Regions from separate parts of the Homo sapiens genome. Here region 2 is linked to region 1. The links are chromatin loops, found by intact Hi-C in ENCODE. Cell type or tissue: right lobe of liver. All regions are shown on one strand. Each heading gives the region's core, and the rest is flanking DNA. Links, peaks and the distances in the headings are about the cores only.

Region 1 (16,431 bases), core at 5,138-13,137:
CGCAGATGGAGTCAGAATGTGAAATTACAAATAATCACTGGATCCATCTACTGTTTTCCATCACCTTCCCCACTGATGCTCTGGGCGAGAGAGTGATGTGTCACTTCAACTGTGTGTAATATGTCAGACACGTCCTACAATAACAGGCGTCATATTTGTATTATTTTTAGTTTACTGTAGAAAATAATGTCACCGCCAAAGGTGATGAGAGTCACGTTTTGTAGGATCTGTTTTCTTATACTTAAAGACAGACTTCTGCTACGGTAATTGCCAGTATTCATGGCTTCCTTTCTGTGTCAGAAGAGAAGGGATCTGCTTTCTCTTGGCTGATTTCACATAGCATTGGTAATAGACATGCATTTCTCTTTCTAAAGGGGAGTAACTTTTTAAACCCTTCCTGATTTTAGCCTGGCAATGTAAGTGTCCTTAATGTGACTGTTTTGATAATTAAAAAAAGGTATATAATTTATTTAAATCTTCATTTCCTTTCTTTTCAGAAGGTCCCCAAATCACAGTTAACTCATTCATTGACGCATTCACTCAACAACTATTCAATGAGGCACTCTCTAGAGACCAAGGATAAATAAGGTAGCCAGTCTCATAGAGATATGAGGAGATGGAAATTAATCAAATAATTCAAGCAAATGGCATCTTGCAACTTGTGCTGAGTATAATGGTGAAAAGGCAAATGATGGCATGAGAGCTTATAGTAGGGAAATTTGGCCTATTTGGGGAGATCAGCCTACCTGAGGAAGGAATGTTTTAGCTAAAATCTGAAGGATGAGTATTACTTAACTAGTGAATGCGGGAGGAAAGAGCATTCTAGGCAGAGAACAGTATGTGCAAAGGTCCTGGGGCAGGAAAAGCAGAGCAGGTTTATAGAACTTAAAGGAGAACTGTATGACTGTGCCATAAAAAGTACAGAGAAGTAAGGCATGAGTTACGGTTGGACAAGCAGGCAGGGGCTAGGCTGCCTGGAGCCTGTGGGCCATGGTAGAGTTTGTCTGTATCCTAAGACCTAAGCCACATAAGGGTTCTAAGCAGGAACCTGGTAAGATCACATTTAATTTTAATTTTTTTATTTTTATTTTTATTTTTGAGATGGAGTCTTGCTTTGTTGCCCAGGCTGGAGTGCAGTGGCTCAACCTCAGCTCACTGCAACCTCTGCCTCCTGGGTTCAAGCGATTCTCCTGTCTCAGCCTCCCAAGTATCTGGGATTACAGGCGCCTGCCACCACACCCAGCTAATTTTTGTATTTTTAGTAGAGACAGGGTTTCTCCATGTTGGCTAAGCTGGTCTCGAATGCCTGACCTCAAGTGATCCACCGGCCTCAGCCTCCCACAGTGCTGGGATTACAAGTGTAAGCCACCACACCCAGCCATATTAATTTATTTTATTTTATTTTATTTTATTTATTTTGAGACAGAGTTTCACTCTTGTTGCCTAGGCTGGAGTGCAATGCCACTATCTCAGCTCACTGCAACCTCCACCTCCTGGGTTCAATCAATTCTCCTGCCTCAGCCTCCTGAGTAGCCAGGATTACATGTGTGCCACCATCACGCCTGGCTAATTTTTGTATTTTTAGTAGAGACGGAGTTTCTCCATGTTGGTCAAACTGGTGCCGAATGCCTGACCTCAAGTGATTCACCAGCCTCGGCCTCCCAAAGTGCTGGGATTACAGGAGTACGCCACAGCGCCCAGCCACCAAATTAATTTTTAAAGATCACTATGATCGCTGTGTGGAAAATGAGCTGGGAGTGGTGGTGGATACAGTTTTTGTTTTTGTTTCAGTCTTTCCCTACTCCATGAAACATTTGCGCTATATATGCGGCCAAATGGAATGTTTCTCTTTTCTCCCCTCCTCTTCCTCTTGGGAAGTCACCAAAAAAAAAAAAAAAGAAAAAAAGAAAACAAATCAGCAGCAAGAGAAAAGGACGAAAAGCTCTGGTGGCCTTGAATTTTGGAATGGCCCCTGTCCCAAGCTGGCAGGGATGAGGCTGTGTGTTGAGCTTCAGATCACAGGAAGGAGTGCACCAAATCAGGAGATGAAGGGCAGTCAGCAGGACCCACTGGGTACCCACCGTGCAGTGTAAGGCCTAAAATTAAGCTCTAATATGAGGTGCTGCTTTGACATCAGGTGAAATCAGGAGTGCCTCACCCCAAGTTTCTCTCCCAGTCCTCCCTTGGCAAAGGGCGCCCAGTGAAACAGCCTTCCTTATCAAAAAGACCAGATGCAGTTCCTGCTAATCCCTGAGCGGCAGGTGTGAGTCTCCTGCCAACCCACGGAGTTGTCCAAATGAGCCAGTCACATCCTCCGGGGAACCAGGGCCTCCTCACCCTCTTGGTGCTACAAAGCCTGCCCCGCACTGGCCCTGGTTGTTCACTCTGTTTCTGTGTGGCCCTGCACGGCAAGTGGGGTCTTCCTCCCCGAGCTGTGAGTGTGTGTGACCAAAAACTGCTGCCAATCTCATTTGCCCAGTGTTGGGTGTCATGTGTTCAGCTACCGCCATAACCCTGGGGTGGGAACTGGGAATCCCTCCCTCACCACTGAGGTAAAGAGGTTATTAAAACATCCCTACTTCAGCTGGGTGCGGTGACTCACGCCTGTAATCCCAGCACTTTGGGAGGCTGAGGTGGGTGATCACCTGAGGTCAGGAGTTTGAGACCAGCCTGGCCGACATGGTGAAACCCTGTTTCTACTAAAAATACAAAAAATTAGCCAGGCGTGGTGGCGGGCACCTGTAATCCCAGCTACTTGGGAGGCTGAAGCAGGAGAATTGCTTGAACCCGGGAGGCAGAGGTTGCAGTGAGCCACGATCACACCATTGCACTCCAGCCTGGGCAACAAGAGCGAAACGCTGTCTCAAAAAAAAAAAACACCCTAATTCCAGGCCAACCAGCAGCCCTAAAAAATTAATCTTCGTTTGGCTTCTACCAAAAGTCATGGTCTACACAAAGCCCTGCCTACTAGAGGCAATAAGGAACCATGACCACCACCCCCATTTATTCAAATTACCCACTGGAATGCACCGAGTGGGGTTTCACCCTCTGCTGCTTGTATGTTTCTCAACCCATGTTCTAATCCCATGCAGTCATCATTCAGGAATCCCTGAGGATCCCCTGATTCAACTTCTCTTTTTTGAATAGATTAGAAATTCCTATCTTCTTTCACTTTTACTGTGACTTTTCAGCTTCCTGTTTTCCATTCCTGAGGGCTATGAATCATATTTCCAAAATAAATGATGATCTATGGAGAGGATTTTGCATTTCCAACATCCTTAGCTAATTTTAATGAATTATCATGGTCACATGATCCTAAGGCTTCAGGAATCGGAGGAAGTGGCTGACACTGACTTACCATTTTAACCAAACAATCACTGCACTTAAGCTTGGATAAGGGTCAAATAAAACTAACAGGGCTCTTATGCAAGCCCTTCCAGTCTGGTAAGTTATGAGTATTTATGTTTTATTTCCCCCCAAAAACAATAAGACCCTCAGAGGCAAGGAACTCATCTTGGTTTTTGTCCCTTACACACCTATCTCAGTCCAGTGGTATGATGGGCACTGGAAACAAACCACCTGGTTCAAATCCTGGCTTGGTCACTTATTGGCCAAGTGGCCTGATATGGTTTGGCTGTGTCCCCACCCAAATCTCATCTTGAATTGTTAGCTCCCATAATTCCCATGTGTTGTGGGAGGGACCTGGTGGGAGAGAATTGAATCATGGGGGCGGTTTCCCCCATATTGTTCTCGTGGTAGTGAATATGTCTCACGAGATCTGAGGGTTTTATAAGGGGTTTCTCCTCTTGCTTGGCTCTCATTCTTGTTTTGCCTGCCACCATGTAAGATGTGGCTTTGCTCCTCCTTGCCTTTGTCATGATTGTGAGGCCTCCCCAGCCCTCCCCAGGTGACACATTGGAACTGTGAGTCAATTAAACCTTTCCTATATAAATTATCCAGTCTTTGGTATGTCTTTATTAGCAGTGTGAGAACAGACTAATACATGGCTTTGGGCAGCTTCTCATGTCTAGCCATGGTAGCTATTCTTATGATTTGGATGGTGCCCAAGCATTGCTCTCGAGCTCCAGGCCCATATATTTAACCACCTCCAGATATTCTATACTTAAATGGTTTAGAGGCAATTCAAACAGCTACAAAAGACAAATCATGATCTCAGTTCACCCCACCCACATGTGACTTCCAGAGCTCCCAAGATCAGCCAGTAGCACCACCTGCCATCAGTTCAACTTCCCAAGCCAGAAATTCAAAGGATACCTTGATGTCTCCCTTCTCCTTCCCCGTTCTGTCCAATCTCATCTGTTCATTCAGCAAACACTTACTGAGCACCCCAGCACTGTACAGGAGCTAGGGATGAACAGGTGAATAAGAGAGGCTCTTTGGGAGGTTAGGTGCAGTGGGGCAGACAGGCAATCACGGTGAAAAGAAATGCAGTGAGGACAGCTTGGGATACAGAGTTTGAAAGAAACAAGCAGGATGCTGTGATAGGAGCAAGGGAGTTACTTCTGACAAGGGGCAGGGATAGTGTCTCCAAGGAAGTGACATTTACACTAGATCTGAATATCAAGAAGGAGCCAGCTGTAATGAGTTGAAAGAAGGGCATTCCAGGAAGAGGGATGGAAAACATAAAGCTGAGGGGTGAGAGAGAAATAAGAGTGTTCCAGAGCCTGGTGCAGGAGCACACACATGTAGTCCCAGCGACGAGAGATCATCCCTTAAGCCCAGGAGTTTGAGGCCAGCCTGGGTAACATAGTAATAATCTATCTCAAAAAGAAAAAAAAAGAAAAGAAAAGAAATGAGTGTGCTCCAGGACCTGTCAGATGGCCAGTGCAACTATGCGGTGAGAGACACAGTCTTGCTTGTTTTCTTACTGCCTCCTAAACTGGGTGGTTCCATCTCACTGAAACAGACGCTCAAAGAAAGGCGAAATTCACAGGCAAGCACAGCCTTGGGAGGGTTATGAAGCTGGTGAGATGTAAGCGGGCCCTCACTGGAGGAAGGGGCTGGAAACAGTGGGATGAGAGGAGGCATTCCCAACAGGACCAGCAGCACAAGCCAGGCCCAGAAACAAATGACTATCATAGTGGAGGGAGATTAAATGGGACTGATTTGGGGAAACCTTCAAAAAGAAAAAAAGGCTGAGATGTTTGAACCAGTTGCAAAGTTAAGATGGAGCCGTTCTTGGGGCTGACAGAGGACATGAGAAAAGCAGTGACTTAAGAAATCCCAGCCGGGTGCAGTGGCTCACGCCTGTAATCTCAGCACTTTGGGAGGCCAAGGCGGGCGGATCATGAGATCAGCAAGTGGAGACCATCCTGGCTTACACGGTGAAACTCCGTCTCTACTAAAAATACAAAAAATTAGCCAGGGGTGGTGGCATGCACCTATAGTCCCAGCTTCTCGGGAGGCTGAGGCAGGAGAATCGCTTGAACCTGGGAGGCAGAGGTTGCAGTGAGCCAAGATCGCTCCACTGCACTCCAGCCTGGGTGACAGAGCGAGACTCCTTCTCAAAAATTAAAAAAAAAAAAAAAATCCCTCAGACCGACATGAGGACGTGGGATGGGAGGGGAAGCCTGGGGAAGTGACATCATTTAGAAGTCAGCTGGGATTATATAGGAGTGACTCAGTAAGCCACCTGTGCTACTGAATTGGTGGTGGTGATAGAAAGAAAAGGAAGAGAGATATATATATATGGGGGGTTTTGTTGTTGTTGTTGTTTTTTGGTTGTTGTTGTTTTTGTTTTTGTTTTGTAGAGATACGGTCTCCCTATGTTGCCCAGGCTGGCCTTAAACTCCTGGCCTCAAGCAATCCTCCCGCCTGGGCCTCTCAAAGCTCTGGGATTATAGGTGTGAGCCATCACCCCCAGCCTGGCTAAATGAATTTTTAAAAATTCCTCTGAGTCCAACAGGAGGAGATTGGTTAAGTAAATTATGGCACAGTCATATAACAGGAGGGTATGCAGCTATTTTAAATGATGCCATAGCAAGATAGTTAATGGGCCAGGCACGGTGGCTCACACCTGTAATCCCAGTACTTTGGGAGGCCGAGGCGGGTGGATCACGAGGTCAGGAATTCGAAACCAGCCTGGCCATGTGGTGAAACCCCGTCTCTACTAAAAATACAAAAACCAGCTGGGTGTGGTGGTACGCGCCTGTAGTCCCAGCTGCTCAGGAGGCTCAGGCAGGAGAATCACTTGAAGTCGGGAGGCAGAGGTTGCAGTGAGCCGAGATCATGCCACTCACTGCACACCAGCCTGGGCGACACAGCAGGACTCCATCTCAAAAAAAAAAAGAAGGAAAATCCGATTGATAAAAATCTACATTTACAAAAAAAGTAAATGGGAGGGGCGAGAGTAATTTTTCTTTACAAAGGAGTTCATAAGAAGATAAGATTCCTTCAAGAACATCTGAATGAAATTGTAAGAACTGAGTCCTCCTTTTCAGGAGCTTGTCTATGGAAGAGGCACAGGGATGCGCAGACCCTGGCTGTGAGAACACTTTAGAACTCTTCTTCGTTTCCTTATTTGCAAAAGAAAAGGATTAGGCTAAGCATGCTCTCTAAGGTACTTTTAAATTTTTTATTTATTTGATTTATTTGATTTTTTTGGAGACAAGGTCTCACTCTGTCACCCAGGCTGGAGTGCAGTGGCATGAACACAGTTCACTGTAGCCTCAATCTTCTGGGCTCGACTGATCCTCCTGCCTCAGCCTCCCAAGTAGCTGGGACTACAGGCACATGCCACCATGCCTGGCTAATTTTTTATGTTTTGTAGAGACGAGGTCTCACCATGTTGCACAGGCTGGTCTCAAACTCCCAGGCTCAAATAATCCTCCTGACTTGGCCTCCCAAAGTGCTGGGATTACAGGCGTGAGCCACCACACCCAGCCTGTAAGGTACTTTTAATCTCAAAATGTGAGGATGGGATGGGCACGGTGGCTCACACTTGTAATCCCAGCACCTTGGGAGGCCGAGCTGGGTGGATCACGAGGTCAGGAGTTCAAGACCAGCCTGACCAACATGGTGAAACCCCATTTCTACTAAAAATACAAAAATGAGCCGGGCATGGAGGCGGGCGCCTGTAATCCCAGCAACTCTGGAGGCTGAGGCAAGGAGAATTGCCTGAACCTGGGAGGCTGAGGTTGCAGTGAACCAAGATCACGCCAGCCTAGGTGACAGAGCCAGACTGTCTCAAAAAAAAAAAAAAGTGATAATGATAATAATCTCAAAATGCTCTCTCCATTGTATAAGATGAGACCAATTTGTACCTGACAAGTGCTTGGCAAACCACCCGTAGGTGTCAGTGAATGTACTGCATTAGCTAAGGCTGAAGTCCATACTCTGGCCTCGAAGGCCCTACTCGATCTGGCCTCTGACTGTCTCTCAAGGGGTTAGCTCACATCACTCTCCTCCTTGCCCACTATGCTCCATTCATATTGACTTTCCTTCTGTTCCTGGAACATATCAAGCTCATTCCTACCTCAGGGACTCTGCACCTGCTATTCCCTTTGCCTAGAATACTTTCTCCTAGGAAAAGTATTCAGAGAGCTAGCTCCTTCCTGACATCCAGATCTCAGCTCAGATGGACTTTCTCAGAAAGGGCCTCACTCAAGCTATCAAGCTATCAGATATAGAAGGTACATTCTTTTTTTTTTTTTTTTTTTTTTTTGAGATGGAGTCTCACTCTTTCGCCCAGGCTGGAGTGCAGTGGCACAATCTCGGCTTACTGCAACCTCTGCCTCCCGGGTTTAAGCAATTCTCCTGCCTCAGCCTCCCAAATAGCTGGGATTACAGGCGCCCGCCACTGTGTCCGGCTAATTTTTGTATTTTTAGTAGAGACGGGGTTTCACCATGTTGGCCAGGCTGGTCTCGAACTCCTGACCTCAGGTGATCTGCCTGCCTTGGCCTCCCAAAGTGCTGGGATTACAGGCATGAGCCACCGTGCCTGGCCCATACATTCTTTTTTAGGATGCACAAGGAAGGGTTATAACAACAGATATGCATTAGATCATGTATTTTCCTCAATACATTCCCAACAGCAATATGATACAGACCAGGTTCTCTAACCACATTTCAAGGAAATTAGAAATTCATTTTCTTTTTTTTCTTTTTTTTTTTTTTTCATTTGAGACAGAGTCTCGCTCTGTCGCCAGGGCTGGAGTGCAGTGGTGCAATCTCGGCTCGCTGAAACCTCCACCTCCTGGGTTCAAGCAATTCTCCCTACCTCAGCCTCCCGAGTAGCTGGGATTACAGACGCCTGCCACCATGCCCGGCTAATTTTTGTATTTTTAGTAGAGACAGGGTTTCGCCATGTTGGCCAGGCTGGACTCGAACTCTTGACCTTAGGTGATCTGCCTGCCTCAGCTTCCCAAAGTGTTGGGATTATAAGCGTGAGCCACCACGCCAGCCAGAAATTAATTTTTAAGAGGTAGATTTTTAAAATATTTGGAAGCTGATTGAAATATTGTAAGAAATATTGCTAAATGACTCAATAGAACTGGATAATGAATGTAATATATGTCAAAATCGGTGGCACACAGCTAAAGCAGAACTTTATTTTCATATTTATATTATTTTTATTTTTATTTTTATTTTTATTTTATTTATTTATTTATTTTTGAGACGGAGTCTCACTCTGTTGCCCAGGCTGGAGTGCAGTGGCACGATCTTGGCTGACTGCAAGCTCCACCTCCCGGGTTCACACTATTTTTATTATTATTATTATTATTATTATTATTATCATTATTATTATTATTTGAGCTGTAGTCTCACTCTGTCGTGCAGACTGGAGTACAGTGGCGTGATCTTGGCTCACTGCAAACTCCGCCTACCAGGTTCAAGTGATTCTCCTGCCTCAGCCTCCCAAGTAACTGGGATTACAGGTGTGCACCACCACACGCAGATAATTTTTGTATTTTCGTAGAGATGGGGTTTCGCCATGTTGGCCAGTCTGTTCTCGAACTCCTGGCCTCAAGAAATCTGCCCTCCTCACCTCCCAAAGTGCTGGGACTACCGGCATGAGCCACTGCGCCCGGCCAAATGGCAGATTTTGTCCAAATGGAAGGCTAAGGCTGACCCTAAGGCTAACCCTAACCTTAGCCCTAATGCTAACCCTAATTGGGTTAGGGTAAAATGACTAAAGGCAAGAGATAAGCATTCTGGATATTTCTTAGGGCAGGAAAGAAGCAACTTTTATCCTCCACTGACCCAAAGAAATTGACTGTACTTTGTCCCCCACTTCCCACTCAATTTCCTACTTTGATGCCCATTCCCCCTCCCCTTGTCCATCCCAAGCTTCACTCTGGAGACAGTAGCTAAACCTGTGCTAGTTAAACTTGACCCAGATCTGTTAGAAAAGAAGGGGCTATTGCAAGAAGCAGGGCGGCTTCAAAGAAAGCCAAAAGAAACTAACTGTACTGAGTCACCCCACTTCCCTCTCAATTTCCTATTGCCCAGAGAATGGAACTCATGAGATAGAAAAACGAGAAAAAGGGAAGCAAGTGAAGAAAGGGATAGGGCGCTACTCTCCACAAACACTTCCTGTTGGCTGTGCTGACATCACTGCATGCCATGTATCTCATGATTCGGTGTGTAGCTCACACACCTAACGCCTTAGACAACAAGAGCGAAAATCCATCTCAAAAATAAATAAATAAATAAATAATTGGGGAAATCTCAACAGAACATTTTGTGATTCTTATGTGGACTTAAAGGTTATTCTTATCCACCTCTAAAACAACTGAAAATGCAAAATGTTATAACACGTTGATAGTTTTGGAGTCTGAGGAGTCCTGCTTTCCTTCCTTCCCTCTTAGCGACCAATTATTATCTCTTTATTTTATTTTATTTTTTTAGATGGAGTCTCGCTCTGTTGCCCAGGCTGCAGTGCAGCAGCACAATCTCGGCTCACTGCAACCTCCGCCTCCCGGGTTCAAGCAATTATCCTGCCTCAGCCTCCTGAGTAGCTGGGATTACAGGCACCCACCACCATTCCCAGCTAATTTTTGTATTTTTAGTAGAGACAGGGTTTCACCATGTTGGTCAGGCTGGTCTCGAACTCCTGACCTCGTGATCTGCCCACCTCAGCCTCCCAAAGTTCTGGGATTACAGGCATGAGCCACCCTGCCTGGCTATCTTTTTTTAAATTATTTTTTAGAGACATAGTCTCACCATGTTGCCCAGACTGGCTTTGAACTCCTGGGCTCAAGCCTCCTGAGTAGCTGGGACTATAGGCTATGAACTATTATCTTATGGAGGATAAAGGGAGGCATAATGAACCAGAAAAATTTGCAAGGAGACCTCCAGAATGTTTTATCAGAAACAAATGAGTTTGAGCTTTTACTCAACTGTAAAATGGGATTCTGAGTATCACTCACGTGAAGGTGGTTTTCAAAAGATAAAATGCTGTTCAGAGCCAAAGAAACGTGCATTCTTGTTGTGTCAGATTTAGATCTGCTGGAGAATGCTTATTTAGCTAATAATCCAGTAATTGTTGAGGGATGGGAAAGACTCAACACTGTGTGTTTCAGAAAACCTGTCTTCACCAGAGAAAAAAGCAGATGGGTCTTCACAACGAGACAAGTTATATAAAAGGCACACTTTGTTATTTTGTTTTGATTCAAACTTTCAGGTAAGCTTGAAGGTGTCTGATACAAGATCACAAGAAATGTAGTTTTCTATTTTTTTTCACACTTTAAAAAAAAATTCCCCACGGTTTTTGTTTTGTTTTGTTTTTGAGACACAGTCTCACTCTGTCACCCACAGCAAGTGCAGTAGCGCGATCTCGGCTCACTGAAACCTCTGTCTCCCGGGTTCAAGCAATTCTCCTGTCTCAGCCTCCCACGTAGCTGGGATTACAGGTGCCCACCACCATGCCTGGCTAATTTTTGTATTTTTAGTAGAGATGGGGTTTCACCATATTGGTCAGGCTGGTGTCAAACTCCTGACCTCAGGTGATCCACCCACCTTAGCCTCCCAAAATGCTGGGATTACAGGTGTGAGCCACTGTGCCCGGCTGGTTTGGGTTTTTTTGAAACAGGGTCTTGCTCTGTCACCCAGGCTGGAGTGCAGTTGTATGATCTTAGCTCTCCACCTCCTGGGCTCAAGGGATCCTCCCACCTCAGACTCCTGAGTAGCTGGAACTACAGACATGTGCCACCACGCCTGGCTAATTTTTTGTACTTTTTGTAGAGATGGGGTCTTGCCATGTTGCCCAGGCTGGTCTTGAACTCTTGGACTCAAGGGATCTGCCTGCCTCGGCCTCCCAAAGTGCTGGGATTACAGATATGAGCCACTGCGTCCGGCCAGAAATAGGGTTTTGGAAGGCACATTTCCTGGAAAGCCTCCCTGCTTCTTGTAATAGCCCCTTCTTTTCTAACAGATCTGTTTCAGGGTTCTTTGTTTCCTTGGTTCCCCGACCCCCCACCCCCGCCGCCCCACTGCCCTGTAAAACTGTCTTTCAAGGAAAGTTTGAGTTTAACTAGTACAGGTTTAGCCATTCTCTCCAGAGTGAAGCCTGGTGTGGACAAGGGAAGGAGGAGAGGGTGTCAATGGCTTATAGAGTTCTGGCCTAATACAGCCTGTCATCAGCCTTCCTGAAGTCCATTGACTTAATCCTTCTGAAGGTGACCGACTCATCCTGTTTGGCCTCGACCTTCCCGGTTTTAGCACAGAAAGTCCCTTGTCCAGGAAACCTCTCAGTCCCAGGTAAATCAGAGGGCTGATCAGCCAAGGACTTACCTTCCTTGCTTCCGTCTGTAACAGATACAAATACACAGCTTGAGTGGGATTCAGATCACTGTAAGCTTTTTATTTTTATGTATTTATTTTTTTTGAGACAGAGTCTCGCTCTATCACCCAGGCTGGAGTACAGTGGCGCAATCTCGGCTCACTGCAACCTCCGCCTCCCGGGTTCAAGCAATTCTCCTGCCTCAGTCTCCCAAGTAGCTGGAACTACAGGTACGTGCCACCACGCCCGGCTAATTTTTTGTATTTTTAGTACAGATGGGGTTTCACTGTGTTAGCCAGGATGGTCTCAATAGCCAGGATGGTCTCAATCTCCTGACCTCATAATCCACCCACCTCGGCCTCCCAAAGTGCTGAGATTACAGTCTTTTTTTTTTTTTTTTTTTTTTTTTTTGGAGCCGAAGTCTCCCTCTGTTGGTTTAGTGGTGCGATCTTGGCTCATCGCAACCTCTGCCTCACGGGTTCAAGCGATTCTCCTGCCTCAGCCTCCTGAGTAGCTGGGACTACAGGTGCATGCCACCATGCCTGGCTAATTTTTCTATTTTTAGTAGAGATAGGGTTTCCCTATGTTGGCCAGGCTGGTCTTGAACTCCTGACCTCATGATCTGCCCACCTTGGCCTCCCAAAGTGCTGAGATTACAGGCGTGAGCCACCGCGCCTGGCCTAATCTAGCACTTTAAAGACAAATACTAGGGAAGAAAAGAGATTGATTCAAAGAATCATTCTGGTCAGGCGCGGTGGCTCACACCTGTAATCCCAACACTTTGGAAGGCCAAGGCAGGAGGTTTGCTTGAGCCCAGGAATCAAGACCAGGCTGGGTAAAACAGTGAGACTCCATCTCTATCAAAAAAAAAAAAAAGATCATTCTCCCTGGATGAAGCAAGATGCTTCTCTTCTTTTGATGTGTATAATTTAGATTCTAACACACGCTGTTTTGTATCTTGCCTTGCCTTTTTCCTCACTTAACATTACAGCATAAGCATTTCCTCCATATAATTAAATATACTTCATAAACATTTTTAGGAGTAGCTTTAAAATTGTTTTTCTTTTCTTTTCTTTTCTTTTTTTCTGAAATGGAGTTTCGCTCTATCACCCAGGCTGGAGTGCAGCGGCACAATCTCGGCTCACTGCAACCTCCGCCTCCCGGGTTCAAGCGAGTCTCCTGCCTCAGCCTCCAAAGTAGCTGGTACTAGAGGCACCCGCCACCACACCCAGCTAATTTTTGTATTTTTAGTAGAGGCGGGGTTTCACCATGTTGGCCAGGCTGGTCTCGATCTCTTGACCTCGTGATCGGCCCACCTTGGCCTCCCAAAGTGCTGGGATTACAGGTGTGAGCCACCGTGCCCGGCCTTCTCTTAAGAAAAGTAATCAACTTCAGAGTAGACATTTTTAAAAATGCAGATAAGTATGCAGAGCAAAAATCATCTATAGTTTCACCCTTCCCAGAAAAACCAGTTAAGATTTTAATTTATGATCTGCCACACTTTTTTCTATAAACACAAAAATTTGAAGACCCAGTACACATATTGCCCTGTTATATTTTTCCATTTAATTATCTCAAATATCTTTCCACAGCATACTATCATTATTTTATTTTATTTTATCTTGAGATGGAGCCTCATTCAGCCGGGCGCAGTGGCTCACACCTATAAACCCAGCACTTTGGGAGGCCAAGGCGGGTGGTTCACCTGAGGTCAGGAGTTCGAGACCAGCCTGGCCAACATGGGGAAACCCCGTCTCTACTAAAAATACAAAAAATTAGCCAGGTGTGGTGGTGGGCGCCTATAATCCCAGCTACTTGGGAGGCTGAGGCAGGAGAATTGCTTGAACCCAGGAGATGGAGGTTGCAGTGAGCCAAGATCACGCCATTGCACTCCAGCCTGGGGGACAGAGCAACACTCTGTCTCTAAAAAAATAAATAAATAAAAAATAAAAAAGCTTTTCAATAGTTTTGCCTTGCTGGACTCACTGGGTTATGTCTGTAATCCCAGCACTTTGGGAAGCAGAGCTGGGAGAATTGCTTCAGGCCAGGAGTTTGACATCAGCCTGGGCAACATAGTGAGACCCCATTTCTTTCTTTTTTTTTTTTTTTTTAAGAATTTTAAAAAACGGGCGGGGCACAGTGGCTCACGCCTGTAATCCTAGCACTTTGGGAGGCCCAGGTGGGCAGATCACCTGAGGTCGGGAGTTCGAGACCAGCCTGACCAACATGGAGAAACCCCATCTCTACTAAAAATACAAAATTAGCCAAGCGTGGTGGTGCATGCCTGTAATCCCAGCTACTTGGGAGGCTGAGGCAGGAGGATTGCCTGAACCTGGGAGGCAGAGGTTGCGGTGAGCCAAGATCGCACCATTGCACTCCAGCCTGGGCAACAAGAGCGAAATTCCGTCTCAAAAAATAAAAATAAAAATAAAAAAAGTTAAAAACTAAAAAAAAAATCATAAATGTTACACATTTTCAACCAAGTAAAACGAAATAAAATATATAGATTTTACATTATTTCCATTCTATATATTACAATTTTTTCTTCGTGGCACAGTGACATGAAATTTCATTGTGAAATTTAAAAAGAAACAAACAAAAATTTGTTGTGAAAATCACATACAGGATTGATGAATTTGGGGCTGCCTCTTGTTTTCAGCAGTATCAGACAATTCCCCCACACTGCCTCTTGCAGTCACAGGTTATTCCCCATCCACCTTTTATTCTACGCTGCCTATCAAAGGGTGTGATCTCTGAGGTCTTTTACAGCCTAAAGACCGAATGTCAAATGTGCTAAGATGTCAAGATCCAGGTATTAGAATATGTCCAGCTCATCTGCAGGAATATCATCCTTCCCCATCTCCTCCATTTCAACAACCTGTAATTCCTCCCACCCACTGAATGGGAGAAAACATCTATAGATCATATATCTGATATGGAATTTGTATCTAGAATATATAAAGAAGTCTTACACTTTAAAACCATAATACAAGTGGCCGGCATGGTGGCTCACGCCTGTAATCCCAGCAATTTGGGAGGCCAAGGTGGGTGGATCATCTGAGGTCAGGAGTTTGAGACCAGCCTGATCAACAGGGTGAAACCCTGTCTTTACTAAAAATACAAAAATTAGCAGGGCATGGTGGTGGGTGCCTGTAATCCCAGCTACTACTTGGGAGGCTGAGGCAGGAGAATTGCTTGAACCTGGGAGGCGGAGGTTGCAGTGAGCTGACATCCCGCCACTGCACACCAGCCTGGGCAACAGAGAGAGACCCTGTGTCAAAAAAACGAAAAGGACGTTGGGTCTGATGGGGTTGAGAGGATTATCTGTGATCAACATATGGCCTGTTAGATAAGAGTCAGGGTTTTTCTGTTCTGTTTTTTTGCTTTTTGTTTTTTTTGTTGTTGTTGTTCCACAATAGATTCAGTCTCAAGCACTACCCAGGGAAAGCAACAGCAAAATTATAAAATAATTTATTCCTCACTTCTGCTATCAACTTGTTCTTTATTTAGACGTTCTGTTTCTGGAAGTATATATAATTATACTGTGTGCCACACGTATCTGTCATTCTGTTATACAATGACGTATTTCACAATGTCTATGTGCCAGATAAGCGAGTCTTACATCTTTAAATGCCTAAACATTTAATTTAAACATTTTTTCATTGTAGATTCTCCTAAACAAATGACACTGTCTCTTCTGACTGGCCTTTTGCGGCTCAAGGCCATTGTAACAAATGTCAGTCTTACATAACCATAACCAAATGACACCCTAAGGCACACTGAGGTCTCTAAACTAAATGGCCCCAGACTGATGAGCTTTTCGGAGTTCTTGGCTCTGCTTTTTATAGAAACATTTCTTTTTTATGGGCTATTTGTGTATCGCTGCTCTTAGTATTGGTGGCCTGGGGCAACGCGTCCCACCTCCTTCTAATTTGCTGCATTCAAACAAATGTTTGTTTTACCACCTACGTTACTGGTGACATAATACATTTTTTATCTGTTAGATCCTAGGGCTATAGACATAGTCTTTTCAATTCCAAGTTTCAGAAGGCTACTAGGTTAAGTAAAAAATGAACACTTATTATGAGATTATGGGGGTATCTCAAAGGTAAAGGTGAACGGGGGGAGGAGGCAGAACCAAGAAGTGGAAGCTCAACAGAAACCAGAGGCCGTTCCCTTCGTCTCTCTCACCTCTGTGCATCTTTGCCCGGCTGTTTCATACTTTTGCTTCTGCAGATTACTGTTCTCAGCTTCTCCATGCATACGATGGTTATGTCAAATCAGTTCCAGTCACCTGCAGAGAAGAAAGAGTTGTCACTATCCCAATGCCAAAGCCAGAGGAGAGACTGGCCCGGCTGGGTCAGTTTCCCACCTGTGGTCCAGTCAGCTGTGGCCAGGAAGATAAGGTCACATAGTATAAAAACAGCTGCTGCACCACCTCTGCGAGAAATGACAGCCTAGAGAAAGCAGGTACTGATGAACTGGCTTCACCAGCAACAAAGGAACCAGAAAATCGAAACTGCTCCAATCGCATCTGAACTAAAAAGAGGCCGGGCGCGGTGGCTCACGACTGTAACCCCACGCTTTGGGAGGCCGAGGCAGATGGATCGCTTGAACTCAGGAGTTCAAGACCAGCCTGGGCAACCTGGTGAAACCCCATCTCTACCAAAAATACAAAAAATTAGCTG
Region 2 (16,431 bases), core at 4,726-12,725, 53 kb before region 1:
CTGAGGCAGGAGAATCGCTTGAACCCGGAGGCGGAGGTTGCAGTGAGCCAAGATCAAGCCACTGCACTCCAGCCTGGGTGACAGAGCAAGACTCCATCTCAAAATAATAATAATAGTAATAATTTTTTTGATTATATAATAGTATATATGTATATAAAATACATGTATGTATTTTTATCTATATCCTCTGCTCTGACCCTCAAAGTAACCACGTCCAAGTTCAGGATTTGAAATCTGGAAACGTGGATTCAAAAATCCTTCACCTCTTTGAGCCTTGGTTTCATCATCTGTAAAATGGGGAGAATTGTTGATAGGAATATTAAATGAACTAATAAATGCAAAGCTGTTTGAGAAATATATGGCATATAGTAATCCCTGATTAAGTGTTAGTTCTTATTATTAATAATGCTATTATTAGGATTATTATTATTCGATTCATATGTTTACTGTTCAACAAATATTGAATGATAAACATATATGCTGGGTCCGGCATGGTGGCCCATGCCTGTAATTCCAGCACTTTGGGAGGCCAAGGCGGGCAGGTCACTTGAGGTCAAGAGTTTGAGACCAGCCTGGCCAACGTGGTGGAAACTCCATCTGTGCTAAAAATACAAAAATTAGCCGGGCATGGTGGTGGGTGCCTGTAATCCCAGCTACTCGGGAGGCTGAGACAGGAGAATCACTTGAACCCAGGAGGTGGAGGTTGCAGTGAGCCAAGATTGCACCACTGCACTCCAGCCTGAGCCACAGAGCAAGACTCTGTCTCAAAAAAAAAAAAAAAAAAAAATATATATATATATATATAGTATTTTTAGTAGAGATGGGGTTTTGCCATCTCTTATATATTTTTATATATTTATATTTTTTATATATTTATATATATTTATATGTATTTTATATATTTATATATATGTGCTGAAATCTAAAATAAGACATATCACTTAAACCAGCTATCATAGGACCAATGGTAAAGAGCATAATTAGTAAATGCCCCCTTCTGCATTAATACGTAGATTGTATGTCACAATTTCATGTAGCAGGTGATGGGACTTCCTGACATTCTTGGGCCCAGCATACAATCTTTTTATTTCTTTTTTAGAGACAGGGTCTCATTGTGTTGCCCTAGGCTGGAGTGCAGTGTCATTATCACAGCTCGCCACAGCCTCAACTTCTCAGGCTCAAGTGATCCTCCCGCCTCATCCTCCCAAGTAGCTGGGACCATAGGCACACGCCATGATGTCTGACTAATTTTTTATTTTTTTTTGTGGAGATGGGGGTCTCCCTATGTTGCTCAGGCTAGTCTCAAACTCCTGGACTCAAGTGATCCTCCTGCTTTGGCCTCCCAAAGTGCTGGGATTATAGGCATGAGCCACTTTGTCTGGCCTACAATTCCTTTTCTTTCTTTCTTTCTTTTTTTTTTTTTTTTTTGAGTTGAGTCTCACTCTGTCACCTAGGCTGTAGTGCAGTGGTGTGATCTCAGCTCACTGCAACCTATACCTCCCAGGCCCAAGCAATCCTCCCACCTCAACCTCCCGAGTAGCTGGGACCACAGGTGTACACCACCACGCCCAGCTAATTTTTTGTATTTTTGGTAGAGACAGGGTTTCACCATAGTTGTCCAGGCTGGTCTTGAACTCCTGAGCTCAAGCAATCCACCCGCCTTGGCCTCCCAAAGTGCTGGGATTACAGGTGTGGGTCACCATGCCCAGCCTTCAATTTCTTCAGATTATTGTATAATAATAAAATTTCTAAAAACAGATTACTATGAGAACACCTTGTAATGATAAATATTTTTCTTTCACATGGTGAAATCATAACTTACATGTATTTAACTCCCTCAAATTCAGTTATACATGTTCCATGGGGACATGGAGAGAGAGAGAACAATATAAATAATGCAATGATTCAGCAACCGGGTTCGCTGGAGTAGGTGTGAGATGGGATACTGGCATCTGGTGTTCCCTCCGTCAATCTCTGTTCCCACGTGCTTTTTAGCGAGCATCTTGCTGCTCTACTTATTAATCTAGGTACATATTTTTCAGCCACATGACCCCTAAAATAAGTCAACTCCTTCACCTTCACCTGGAGCAAAACTGTAAAAACAGCAACTTGTTCTAGATCTGGAGGCAAAATTGGTTCCAGCAGACCCACTGGGAAGTGGGAGGTGTTTGCTATGCTTTGTGGACAATTTAAGTGTTTAAAAGGCAATTTTGATGAGCCATGATTTTCATCTTAAGTGCCAACTTTAGAAGATAACCTTCATATAAAAGTTTCTCTACAGTTTGTATTTTAAAATATAAAATGGAAGAAAAAACTATCACCAGCTTTGCTTTTTTCCTCTTGGTTAATGGACTATCTATTAACGTCTCACTAAATGGCCAAATGGAGTCTCACAGTACACAGTTTGGGAAATGCTGCCTTAAGTTGCTCTGTGAAGCCTTAAGTTCGTGTAACCATGACTTAGCCATCTGTGAAATGGGTAGACCCATGGGGCATAGGAATTGGGGAATGTATTTTGCATCAAGTAGGACTGGTGTGGACCACAGGTGGAAATCCAGACAGGCTCGAGCAATGTTCAGGATACAGCAGCAAGTGACAGGTTCTGGCCAGCTGTCCCTACTGGGGCTGCAAGGACTAAGAGCCAGGATAAGGAGACAGGGCCTCGGTTATTGAAAATGGGATACAAAGCAGGGACTGGTTATGGCGGAAATTAACCAAGAGGCTGTTCAGCTTCTTCTATTCTCACAACCAATTCAGATCTGGATTCAAAGGCAGGGATGCAGCTACAAGAGGAGTTTGTGTTGGAGGTCTGTGTAGATAGGATGCTAAGCAGGTCTGTGTCAGCCAGGATCGTTTGGGCAGTAAGTGACAGAAACCCAACTTGCGTTAACCACAAAGCCTCAAAGGGGAATTTATTGGATCATGTAACTGGCCAGTTGAAGAGATGGTGCTGTCCTCGGACGTGGATGAAGATAAGAGTTCAAACTGTGTCATCAGGACGGATCCGTCTCCCTACATCCTGGCTCCATTTGCTTCTATTTGGCTTCCTTCTTGAACAACTCTGTATGTACAAGATATCCTCACATTCTCTTCTTTTAACAACCTCAGAGGAGCAAACAAGTCTTTCCTGATAGCTCTGCTAAGAAAGTCCCAGGAAAGACTCTGATTGATCAGATGTGAGTTACAGATCCATCCCTGAACCAATCACTGTGGCCAGGGCCAAGGTGTCATCCCATTGGCCAGCCTGGGTCATGTGCTGGCTCCCGTAGCAGGAAGTAGGGAGAAGACGAGGGAGCCGTGTGAGCCCTACGTGAACCACATCCAGTGGATTTTCCTTAGGAAGGAAGATTCTGTGACCAGACCAAATGGAAAAGGAAGTGGGGAGGGTAGGCAGACAAAAATCGGTGATCTATTACAAGGTCTTTCCAAAAGCCAGAAATTAGGGATTTCTAAGTGTACCTCTCTAGTCCTGGCTTGTCTCAGCCCTGCAGCTGGGCTGTGGAGACTCCATCAGCAATTGCTGACCCCCTATTCTTACCTCGGCCCCTTCCTGAGTCCCACCAGGAGCCCTGCTCCTCATCTGGGACATGCTTCTTGGCCCATGGAGGTTGCCAGCTCACCTTGGTACTTTACTACTATTTGGTTTCTGTGACCACCAAGCTGTTGCTTAAACCAAGCCGCCTATGGTGGCACCACTTTGGAGAATTCTTTTTTATTTTTTGAGACAGGTTCTCACTCTGGTTACCGAGACTGGAGTGCAGTGGTATGATCTTGGCTCACTGCAGCCTCGACCTCCCGGGTTCAGGTGATTTTCCCACCTCAGCCTCCCCAGTAGCTGGGACTATTGGTGCATGCCACTACACCCGGCTCATTTTTGTATTTTTAGTAGAGACGGGGTTTTGCCATGTTGGCCGGGCTGGTCTTGAACTCCTGACCTCAGGTGATCTGCCCGCCTCGGCCTGTCAAAGTGCTGAAATTACAGGCGTGAGCCACCGCACCCGGCTGGATAATTCTTTAGATTTTATTCCAAGTGGGTTGAGAAGCCATGGGAAGATTGTAAGCAAAGGAATAAAAGTTGGTTGCATTCTCTTTGGAGGATTTCCCTCTTCCCTGGAGACCAGTCCTCACAGAAGCTTTTCCAATGGCCACAGAAGACTAAGGAAGATTGAGAGAGGCACAGGAAACAATTCCACTCAGAGCTGCTGCTTCGCCACTGCCCAGTCAGCCTCCACTGGCGCCAACATGAGCCTATGCTGTCATTCCTGGGCCCAGGCTGGCTGTCGCTGTGGAGATGGTGCTGCTGTGCTAGTTTGTGGCTGTTAAAATGGAGCTCCTGGCTGGACACCTGTTTCCCAGTGGGTGGCCACAAACCTGTGAGTCTGGGCCTCCTCCAGCTGAGTAGAAGTGAGCCCAGCACAGAGGCCGGGGAGGCCCCAGACGCCAGGAGGAGCAAATCCAAATCCAACCCAAGCATGGCCCCTCTGACCCTGACCATCTTTTTTTTTTTTTTTTTTTGAGACAGAGTCTCCCTCTGTCACCCAGACTGGAGTGCAGTGGCACGATCTTGGCTCATTGCAACCCCCACCTCCTGGGTTCATGCGATTCTCCTGCCTCAGCCTCCCTAGTAGGGACTACAGGCATGCACCACTACACCCAGATAATGTCTGTATTTTTAGTAGAGATGGGGTTCTGCTATGTTGGCTAGGCTGGTCTCGAACTCCTGGCCTCAAGCGATCCGTCCGTCTTGGCTTCCCAAAATGCTGAGATTACAGGTGTGAGCCACTGCGCCCAGCCTGCCCCTGACTGTCTTCAGAAAAGTAGAAGCAGGAGGTCTGCCACATTCTCATCCCACCCTTGACACCTGGGTGATGTGCTAGAGCTTGAGGGGAAGGTCAGAGGTAACCCAGTTCGGGAAGTGACCCCGTAGGAGGAGAAGAATCCAGCCATGTGACACACAGTACGAAGAGAACAGTAAATGCAAAGACCTGGAAACAAGAGGAACAGCAAGGACAGCATGTCCCAGAACCTGGGGAGAGAGGAGGGAGCAGCCGGAGCTGAGGGCAGCTCAGGGGAAGAGTTGCTATTTGATTTTCAGTGCATGGGAAGCCACTGAAAAGTTTTATGCAGAGAAGTAAAACCATCTCACTCATGTTTCTAGAAGCCTTATGGGCCACTGTGCAGAGCATAGAGTGTGGTGGGACAAGAATGACGGTGAGGAACCAGTGAGAAGGTTCCTGGAGTCACCAGATGCGAGGAGATAGAGGCTTGGGCTAGAATGGGCTGGCGGAGCTGGAGAGAGGTGGACAAAGCTGAGATGTGTTTTGGAGGCAGAAATGATAGATTTGCTAGGAGGTGAAAGATGGCTCTAGATTCCTGAGGAACGATGATGCCTTTTACCAACCTGAAGAAGACCAAGGAGAGGCTTGAGGACTAACACGGAACTGTGAAGGAGGCCAGGCAAAGGTGGAGACTGCCGTGAGCTGTGATCACGCCACTGCACCCTCGCCTGGGTGACAGACTGAGAACCTGTCTTAAAATATATATGTAATAAAAAATAATAAATAAAGGGCCAGGCGTGGTGGCTCAACGCCTGTAATCCCAACACTGGGAGGCTGAAGCAGGTGGATCACCTGAGGTCAGAAGTTCAAGACCAGCCTGGTCAACATGGCGAAATCCCATCTCTACTAAAAATACAAAAATTAGCCAGACATGGTGGCACATGCCTGTAATCCCAGCTACTTGGGAGGCTGAGGCAGGAGAATCACTTGAACCTGGGAGGCAGAGGTTGCAGTGAGCCTAAATCACACCACTGCACTCCAGCCTGGGCAACAGAGTGAGACCCCATAAATAAATAAATAAATACATAAATAAAGGATATCAGGCAAGCAATTAAAACACCTGCCTACTACCATCTATCCGCATCCTTTTTTTCATGTCTAACACCAAAACACCAAAATAGCTGGAAACATATCATGTCAAAAGATAAGCATGATTCTTTCAAATGAATGGCTGTGGACTTATGAAAAGCTGCCTCCGCATCTGATTTTCTTGTTTCAAGGGGTAATGATGGAGGTTTCTCTCCTGCACCTGCAGGCCTCCGGGGATGCTGCCCCAGTGCAGCCTCCCACCCTGGGCTGGAGCCTCCCAGCCCCGCTGCATGGGTAGCACAGTGTTGGGAAGAGGAAGGAGCAGTTTGTCTGGCTTTTTCACAGGCCCACAGCTGGCCGGTACAGTGGCAGAGAAGGCGAGGCTGAGGTGGGGCTGGGGAAGCCAGCAGGGGCCTGATCATGGAGCGCCTTGAGCTGCATCCCACAGGTACTGAGAAAGCATGGAGAGCTGTCCCCCAGCCCCCAGCATCTTATTAGAAAATATTGAAACATAACAGAAAACATGAAGGGTTTTATGTTCATATTTTCATTTTAGAGAGATCATTCTGCTTGAAATATAACACCTACTGAGTACTGCTGAGGACTTAGCATGTGCCGGGTTCTGTTCTTAGCATGTGACATGTATTGGCCTATTTGATTCTCCTACATAATCCTGGAAGATTGGTTGTGGGAGTGGGTGATCATGACCTGAACAGCCTAACCATGTTTAGGGAACACTCTGTGTTATGCGTTCCACCACACAATCCATGTCACAGCTGAATGTCCCAGTTTCCCTTGCAGCTAGGACACAACAGGAGACCCAAGCTTTCCAAACATATGCCCCAGGCAACACTTTGATACACAAGGAATAACACTGGATGCTGGGTGTGCACAGAATTCAAATTCAGGAATGGAGGGAAGTACTGCCCTTTGACCCATACAATAGGGGATCCCCTTCCTTGGACCCCATGGCTTAGAGGGCCCCACTCTGTCCCTCTGCAGACTGTGAGCTGCCCTATGGAATGAGGGGTGTCTGAGGCTGTATTAGTTTCTATTTGTTACACAGCAGTGGAAACTAATACAGTCCCACAGGCCTAAATCAAGGCGTCAGCAGGCTGAGTTCCTGCCTGGAGACTCTGGGGAAAATTCACTTCCAAACTCATTTTTGTTGTTGGCAAAATTCAATCCCTTGAGGCTGCAGGACTGGGCTCTGCTCCTCACTGGCTGTCAGCCTGGGGCCACTCTCAGATTCTGAAGTCCTCCCACATTCCCTGCCACATGGTCCTCTCCATCTCCAAGCCTGCTATGACACAACGCATTGTTCTCATGCTTCAAATCTCTGACTTCTCTCCCGGGACCAGAAGAAGAATACTCTCTTCTTTTAAGGGGCTCATGTGATTGGGTCAGGTCAACTCTATCATATCATGGAGTCTCACCGTCTTGCCCAGGTGGGTCTTGAACACCTGGGCTCAAGTGATCCTCCTGCGTTGGCCTCCCAAAGTGCTGGGATTACAGGCGGGAACTGCTGTGCCCAGCCAAGGCCAGCATCTTCAGACTTCTCTGCCCTGTTTTCACATGGTCTTCTCCTCTTTGTGTGTGTGTCAAATCTCCTTCTGCCTCTCTTATAAGGACGCGTGTAATAGCACTCAGGGCCCACCTGGATGACACAGGGTCATCTCGCCATCTCAAAATCGTTAACTTTGGCCAGGTGCAGTGGCTCATGCCTGTAATCTCAGCACTTTGGGAGGCTGAGACAGGTGGATCACTTGAGGTCAGGAGTTCAAGACCAGCCTGGCCAGCATGGTGAAACCCTGTCTCTACTAAAAATACAAAAGTTAGCTGGGCGCGCACCTGTAGTCCCAGCTACTCAGGAGACTGAGGCAAAAGAATCTCTAGAACCTGGGAGGCAGAGACTGCAGTGAGCCAAGATTATGCCACTGCACTTCCAGCCTGGGGGACAGAGTGAGACTTCATCTCAAAAAAAAAAAAAAGATGACTGGGCACGGTGGCTCACATCTGTAATCCCAGCATTTGGGAGGCCCAGGTGGGCAGATCACCTGGGTTCAGGAGTTCATTCGAGACCAGCCTGGCCAACATGGTGAAAGTCTCTCTCTACTAAAAAAAAAAAAAAATACAAAAATTACCCAGATGTGGTGGCAGGTGCCTGTAATCCCAGCTACTTGGCAGGCCGAGGCAGGAGAATCACTTAAACCTGGGAGGCAGAGGGTGCAGTGAGCTGAGATCACTCTGCTGCACTCCAGCCTGGACGACAGAGCGAAACTCCATCTCAGAAAAACAAATTAACCAGGCATGGTGCTGCGTGCCTGTAGTCCCAGCTACTGGGAAGGCTGAGGTGGGAGGATTGCTTGATCCTGGGAGGTTGAGGCTGCAGTGAGCTGTGTTTGTGCCACTGCACTCCAGCCTGGGCGACAGAGTGAGACCCTATCTGAAAAAAAAAAAATCGGCCAGGCGCGGTGGCTCACGTCTGTAATCCCAGAACTCTGGGAGACTGAGGTGGGTGGATCACCTGAGGTCAGGAGTTCGAGACCAGCCTGACCAACAGGGTGAAACCCCGTCTCTACTAAAAATACAAAAATTAGCTGGGCATGGTGGCAGGCACCTATATAATCCCAGCTACTCGGGAGGCTGAGGCAGGAGAATCGCTTGAACTCAGGAGGCAGAGGTTGCAGTGAGCCGAGGTCATGGCATTGCACTCCAGCCTGGTGGCAGAGTGAGACTCCGTCTCAAAAAAAAGAAAGTCTCTTTTTACAACTTTTTTGAGGTATAACTTACATATCAGAAAATCACCGGTTTTAAATATACATTTCAATGACTTTTAGTAAATTTCCCAAGTTGTGCAACCATCATCACAATCCAGTTTCAGAACATTTCATCAGCCCAGTAAGAGCCCTCACACCCATTAACAGTCACTCCCCACTCCCACTTCCTCCTGGTGGTTGCTCAACCCAGGTAACCATGAATCTATTCTCTGCCTCTGGAGATTTGTCTTTTCTGGACAATCTTTCTTCTTAAACTCAGCAGAGTGAGTTCTGTTGTTTAGAACTAGAAACCCTGCCCAATAGAATACTAATATCCTCTTGTTTTGCAAGGGAGTTAGAGTCTCGCTCTGTCGCCCAGGCTGGAGTGCAGTGGTATGATCTCGCCTCACTTCGACCTCTACCTTCCGGATTCAAGCGATTCTCCTACCTCAGCTTCCTGAGTAGCTGGGATTACAGACGTGCACCAACACACCTGGCTAATTTTTGTACTTTTAGTAGAGATGGGGTCTCACCATGTTGGCCAAGCTGGTCTTGAACTCCTGACTTCAAATGGGCCACCCGCCTTGGCCTCCCAAAGTTCTGGGATTACAGGCATGAGCCACTGCACCCAGCCCTAATATCCTCTTATTACAAAAGAAGAAACAATGACTCAGAAAGATTAAGTCACTTACCCAAGGTCATGTAGTCAGTAAGCAATAGAGCTGAGACTGAACCTCACTCCAAAGTCTATGCTCTCACTAAAGTATTGCAGTGTAGAGAGTAGAGGGGACAGGGTGAGACTGGAGGAAGGGAGGGCATTTAGGAGACTATTGGGATGTCCAGATCTGAGAGCTGTTGGCGACCTGGACTGGGGAGGTGATAGAGGCAGAGGAGAGAAGTAGATGAATTTGAGCATATTAGGAAGTGAAACAGTAGGATTTGGCAACTGAACGGGTGAGTGGACAAGAAGGAGAGGATGAGTCAAAGAGTGCACCATGCTTCTGGCTTGGGCAACTGATGGGTACTGGAATAACTTGCTGGGATAGGAAATGCAGGAGAAACAGCCAATTTGGGGTGGAAGATGAGGTCAGGACTAAAGGCATTGAGTTTGAGGTGTCTATGGAATGTACAAATGGAGATGTTGAATGGATGGTTGGATATACGAATCTGCAGCTGAGATGTAGGTTTCTATATCACCAGCATATAGACGGCAACCAGAACCCTGGAAGAAGGTGCAACCGACCAGCAAGAGAAGATGTAGATGAGAAAGCAAAAGGGCCTAGAACACGCCCCAAAGGAGTGCTAACCTTTAAGGCGTGGGAGCGCAGAAGTCCCCAAAAGATTCTGAGGAGTAGCCACGGCGATCCAGTGAAAGTCAGGCACAAGTGGACTCCTGCAAGCTAAGGGAAGGAGGCGAGGGAAGTGGGGCATGGTCACAGTCAGTGTCAACTGCTGCTGAGAGTTCCAGGAAGGTCAGGTCCATGGTGTATCTATTGGATTTAGTGACAACGACATTGTTGTTTACTTGGCAAGAGAGGCTTTAGAGAAGGGATGGGGGTGGGAGCCAGACTAGAGTGGGTAGAGGAGTGAGTGAATCAAGATGCGGAAGTGGATGTGATGACTCGCCCTTTCTTTCTTCTTTCTTTCTTTTTTTTTTTTTTGAGATGCAGTCTTCCTCTGTCGCCCAGGCTGGAGTGCGATGGTGTGATCTCCACTCACCACAACCTCTGCCTCCTGGGTTCAAGTGATTCTCCTGCCTCAGCCTTCCAAGTAGCTGGGATTACAGGCATGTGCCACCACACCCGCCTAATTTTTTGTATTTTTAGTAGAGACGGGGTTTCACCATGTTGGCCAGGCTGGTCTCAAACTCCTGACCTCTTGATCCACCTGCCTCAGCCTCCCAAAGTGCTGGGATTACAGGCGTGAGCCACCGTACCCGGCCTGGTGACTCACTCTTTCAAGGGACTCAGCTATAAAGAAGAGAGGCATGGAGTGGTGGTAGGATGGATTAAGCTGGGGAGGGGAGGCATTTTTAAGATGAGAAATGATGTTTAAATGCAGATGGAAATGGGACAGGAGAGAAACGGAAGTTGATGGGATAAATGAAAATTATCATCATCATCTTCCTCACCATCACCAGCAGCAACCACAAGGAAAGCTCGTTCTGCTCTGGGACTGCCCTGTTAGACATTTCTTCCTTATACTGAGCCACAATCTATCTCCCTGTAACTTTCGCCTTTGGTTAGAGTTCTGCCTTGTGTCCCTCTTCTACTCTTCAAATGGCTGCACGCTGCTACTATGTCTGTCCTCTTCTTCAAACTCACAGCCCCCATCCTACGGGCCCTGTGCTCCCAGCCTGGTGACCCGACCCTCTACTGTCCCAGCCAAGTTCACATGACCATCCTCTTATTTGTCAAGCCTCTCTTTTTTTTTTTTTTTTTTTTTTTTTTTTTGAGGAGTCTTACTCTGTCCCAGGCTGGAGGGCATGGCACAATCTCAGCTCACTGCAACCTCTGCCTCCTGGTTTCAAGTGATTCTCCTGCCTCAGCCTCCTGAATGCTGGGATTACAGGCATACATCGCCATGCCTGGTTAATTTTTGTATTTTTAGTAGAGACGGGGTTTCACCATGTTGGCCAGGCTGGTCTTGAACTCCTGACCTCCAGTGATCCCCCTGCCTCAGCTTCCCAAAGTGCTGGGATTACAGCGTGAGCCACTGAGCCGGGCCAAGCCCCTCTGAAGAGGCAGTGTGCACACTCTTGCTTTGCTGATAGAAGCATGAAATGGTTCAAGTTTTTGTGATTTGGGAAAATGAACTCAGCTATAAAATGTGCACACCCAGAAGTTGTCCTATGGACTTAATGTCTTAGGGGTGAGAAGAAGCTTGTGCAGGGATTCCTGGCAACATGAATGCGGGATGGACAGACAGTGAGCACAGTGTTGAGGAGCACAGCCTGAGTGCATCTCCCTGAGATCAGGAACAGGACAAGGATGCCCGCTTTCACCGCTGCTGTTCGACATTGTACTGGAAGTTCTAGCCAGAGCAATTAGGCAAGAAAAAGCAATAAAAGGCATCCAGATTGTAAAGGATGAAGTAAAACTATCTTTAGTCACAGGTGGCACAATCCCATATAGGGAGAATCCCAAAGAATTCACAAGAAAACTGTTAGAGCAAATAAACTAATTCAGTCAAGTTGCAAGGAACAAGATCAACCACAAAAATTAATTGTGTGGGTTTTTTTTACACCAGCAATGAACATTTGAAAAGGAAATTCGAAAAAGTATTCCATTCACTGTAGCATTTAAGAAAGCTGAGGCTGTGAAGCTACATGGCTGTGTTTGGAGCTGGTGCTGCTATTTACCATGTGACCTTGGACAAGCTTCTCACTTCATTCATGACACCGTTTATTCAGCTATTAAGTGGGGGTAATAATAGTACCTTCCTTATAGAGTTGGTTTTTTGTTTTTGTTTTTGTTTTTGGTGGGGGAGAGTAAGGATTGCAAGAGTTAATATATGTTAGCAAAATGGACTTAGAAGAGTGGTTGGCACATGGTAAGGACTATATTAGGGTTACCAAAAAATGTTTATAATTGGGAAAATTGAACAAAGGTTCCAGTAAATATCCATCCCAGAGGCTGGTTGACAAATTATCACAATGTACCTTTTAGCTTGAACCATATGGAACTGCCTATATTCTATAGCTATGGCCTACAAAATGCAAAATGGGCAGTTTTTTTTGTTGTTGTTTGTTTGTTTGTTTGTTTGTCTTGAGACAGTCTCAGTCTGTCACCAGGCTGAAGTGCAGTGGCACGATCTTGGCTCACTGCAACCTCTGCCTCCCAGGTTCAAGCGATTCTCCTGCCTCAGCCTCCCAAGTAGCTGGGATTACAGGTGTGCACCACCACGCCCAGCTAATTTTTGTATTTTTAGTAGAGATGGGGTTTCCACCATGTTGGCCAGGCGGGTCTTGAACTCCTGGCCTCAATTAATCTGCCTGCCTCGGCCTCCCAGAGTTCTGGGATTACATGAGTGAGCCACCGAGCCCAGCCAAAATGGGCCGTTTCATATGTTCAATTTAAACACTAAGATACTCTTTAGCCACTGAAAATGACTGTGTATCATAGATCTATCTTTATCACAGATCTATCTTTACTGTCATAGAAAGAACTAATAACATATTATTGAACAAAAATAACAAGTTACAAAACAGCTTGCAGCCACGTTTGTAACATCAGTATATCTATTTGTGTGTCTAGGTGTGGACATAAAGAGATATCTAGAAGACACTCCCATTGCCTATGGGAATGACTTGGGCTGGGATCTTTTTTATTTATTTATTTATTTATTTATTTATTTATTTATTTATTTTGAGACAGAGTCTCACTCTGTCACCCAGGCTGGAGTGCAATGGCATGATCTTGGCTCACTGCAACCTCCGCCTCCCAGGTTCAAACGATTCTCCCACCTCAGCCTCCCAAGTAGCTGGAATTATAGGCACCCATCACCGCACCTAGCTAATTTTTGCCTTTTTAGTAGAAATGGGGTTTCGCCATGTTGCCCAGGCTGGTCTCAAACTCTTGATCTCAAATTATCCACCTGCCTCAGCCTCCCAAAGTGCTGGAATTACAGGCGTGAGTCACCGCACCCAGCTGTGATCTTAATTTATATTTTTTCTTTTTAACCCTTGATTTTTACCCTGTTTGACTGACTTTAGGAGTCTGACCCCCAAAACTGCAAAAGAATAAATTAGTGTTGTTGAAAGCCACTAAGTTTGTGGTAATTTGTTAGAGCAACAACCAGAAACTAATACAATCGGGATTAAACTTGCCCTGGGGGTGCTGGCTCTCCCCCACTTTCTTCTCAGAGCATCTCTTGGGTCCTCGCCCCTTGCTGAGCCCCCACCATGGCCGGGTGGACCAGCGATGGACCTGATCGGATTCTCCTCTTGGGATTTTAAATAAGAGATGCAGAGGCTGCACGCCAAGCTTCTCTGTGCCGCACTGCAGGCACAGTCCTGGCGCTACTGTTCTTTAGGGGTCCATGAAGATGTTTGTTGGCCTGGCTTAGGTGTGAGCTAAGAGATACAAGGGATACACTTTGGAGGCTCAGCCCTTTGATGTTACCTTTGCGCTGGAAGCCCAGGGGCTGTAAGACGGAGAGGAACTTTGCTGAAAGGGAGGTCCTCCCTGCAGAGCTTGAAGAGCAATCTAACCATGCTGGCATGGGGCCCATCCCACCTGTGATGCCAGTGTAAGTCTGTGACAGTCACTCATATTCAGAGCATGTGGATTGAGACTCTGAAGAACGACTTTATGGTGGGCACCTTCATCTCCATCTGGTGGGTCCAGAGCAAGCAGCCTCAGGGTCCCATGGGCCCAACCTCACCCTCCATCCTTATTTCCCTGCCACTCCAGGGCTCCTCCTCAGCCAGACTTGCCTGTGAGTGCCCCTTGATGGCTGTATTAGTCTGTTCTCACGCTGCTAATAAAGACATACCCAAGACCAGGTAATTTATAAAGGAAAGAGGTTTAATGGGCCCACAGTTCCACATGGCTGGGAAGGCCTCACAATCATGGCAGAGGGCGAAAGGCATGTCTTACATGGTGGCAGGCAAAAAGTGAATGACAACCAAGCAAAAGAAGAAACCTCTTATAAAACCATCAGATCCCATGAGACTTACTCACTATCACGAGAACAGTATGGGGGAAACTGCCCCCATGATTCAATTATCTCCCACCAGGTCCCTCCCACAACACATGGAAATTATGGGAGCTATAATTCAAGATGAAATTTGGATGGGGACACAGCCAAACCATATCAGTGGCCCTGGCTTCTCTCCCATTAGCTCTGTTCTACTTCCCAAAATCTTTCCAGCTTTGTTCTTTTTTAGAGACTGGAGTCTCACTGTGTTGCCCAGGCTTGTCTTGAACTCCTGGGCTCAAGGGATCCTCCTACCTCGGTCTAACAAGTAGCTGCGAATATAGGTGCACACCACCACACCCCCACAACTTACCCATCCTCCCCGGCTCAGTGAAATCCCTAGGTCCTTCACACTCCCGTTAGCTCCAGGTACCAGCGGCTTTGCCTTCTACAGAATGCATAACATTATAGCCTCTTAGAGCAAAAAGGTCATGGGGATGGGGAAGGCTGGGAGTTCTCTCTTCATTCAGGGATTAAACCTACCACCTGGAGGGGTGACATGGCTCACCTTAGTCACCAAGCAAGGTCGGGAGAGTATTTCTGGGATGGTCATTAGCACTTTCTTTCCAAAGGGAGGATACTACAAACTCACTTTCATGATCACAGTATCCCCCCCGACAGGTAAAGTGTGCAAACTCGCTTTCATTCCCTTTTTGTCTTTGACGCAGCTCTGAAGCATTTTAATTCTTAAAATTTACATGTTCATGATGACACAGAGACAGGTTTTCTGTTTAGGAGAGGGCCTGATTCCATTAAGGCTGATCGATCATATGTTGCACATTCTGGGATAAATATGAGAGATCAGAATTGAGCTTCCCAAATGGTGGGTCACATGACCCAGTGTTGTTCCAGGAGAACGTTGCAACATCCAGCATGAGAAAGCGCTGCATGCACCATGTATGTGTTGGGATGCTGGGCTGAAATGTATTAATGAGCAAGTGTTATCATATTTGTCTATGGAATTCTATTTAATAGCTATGTCTCGTATGTGCTGATTGGGTCTCAAATCTGGGTATCTTACCCCAACATCTTTCTTGAAAATCCTTCTTTTTAAATAAATGTTGGCCGTGTGCACTGGCTTATGCCTGTAATCCCAACACTTTGGGAGGCCAAGGCGGGTGGATCACCTGAGGTCAGGAGTTCAAGACCAGCCTGACCAACATGGAGAAACCCCATCTTTACTAAAAATACAAAAATTAGCTGGGCACGATGGTGGATGCCTGTAATCCCAGCTACTTGGGAGGCTGAGGCAGGAGAATCACTTGAACCTGGGAGGCGGAGGTTGCAGTAAGCTGAGATCGCGCCATTGCACTCCAGCCTTGGCAACAGAGTGAGACTCCGTCTCAAATAAGTAATAAATAAATGTTATAGAAATACTAAAGTGTATTGTGCATAATATAACACCCACGTACCACCATCCAACTTAAGAAATAAAGCATTACTAATCCAGTTTTGCTCCCTGCAAACTCATCCTTCATCCCATTCTCTTTCCTTTTGCTTTATAAACATCCTGCAGCCAGGCACAGTGGCTGCACCTGCAGCCTGAGCTACTTGGGAGGCTGAGATGGGAGGATCACTTGAGCCCAGGAGTTTGTGGCTGTCGTGTGCTGATTGCACCTGTGAAATAGCCACTGTGTTCCAGCATGGGCAACATAGCAAGACTCCATCTCTAAATGAAATCCTTTTTTTTTTTTTTCTTTTTGAGACAGAGTCTCACTCTATCACCCAGGCTGGAGTGCAGTGGCGCCATCTCGGCTCACTGCAACCTCCGTCTCCAGGGTTCCTGCCTCAGCCTCCGGAGTAGCTGGGACTACAGGCACATGCCACCACAACTGGCTAATTTTTGTATTTTTAGTAGAGACGGGGTTTGGCCAGGTTGGTTTCGAACCCAGGACCTCAGATGATCCACCTGCCTCGGCCTCCCAAAGATTACAGGCATGAGCCACCATGCCCAGCCTAAAAGAAATCCTGAATTTGACATTTTTAATTCCCTTGTTTGTTTTAATATTTCTACAGCACATATATGTCTACATATATAAAAAATATAATTTTTTATTGGGGTGAAATTCACATAACGTAAAATTAACCACTGTAAACATGAACAA

The links. Hi-C counts contacts between places; a loop is a spot of excess contacts. Peaks named below come from ENCODE experiments on the same cell type or tissue, not always from the same donor. Only the 100,000 strongest peaks of a DNase experiment are listed, where the experiment ranks them.
Region 2: a loop joins it to region 1, with 2.0 times the contacts of the local background. A loop is called at or near these places in 16 of 110 quality-filtered maps.

What each region holds. Positions count from the first base shown.
Region 1 is chr12:121,187,564-121,203,994 of GRCh38, forward strand. It overlaps LOC105370032 (a long non-coding RNA gene), which reads right to left. Exons shown (of 4, transcript XR_001749352.3): 2 at 15,935-16,037. It overlaps P2RX7 (purinergic receptor P2X 7), which reads left to right. Exons shown (of 13, transcript NM_002562.6): 13 at 1-469. Among named protein-coding and RNA genes, the nearest start is that of P2RX4, 14 kb to the right of the region's middle. RefSeq lists an enhancer at 2,365-2,865. In right lobe of liver, for the core only: no CTCF peak of the experiment used is centred there; a DNase peak (open chromatin) is centred at 9,573; H3K27ac peaks cover 336 bases.
Region 2 is chr12:121,135,238-121,151,668 of GRCh38, forward strand. The region is part of intron 1 of P2RX7 (purinergic receptor P2X 7); the gene reads left to right. The region is part of intron 2 of LOC105370032 (a long non-coding RNA gene); the gene reads right to left. Among named protein-coding and RNA genes, the nearest start is that of P2RX7, 11 kb to the left of the region's middle. RefSeq lists an enhancer at 8,610-8,759. In right lobe of liver, for the core only: no CTCF peak of the experiment used is centred there; DNase peaks (open chromatin) are centred at 8,804, 9,214 and 9,584; H3K27ac peaks cover 2,623 bases.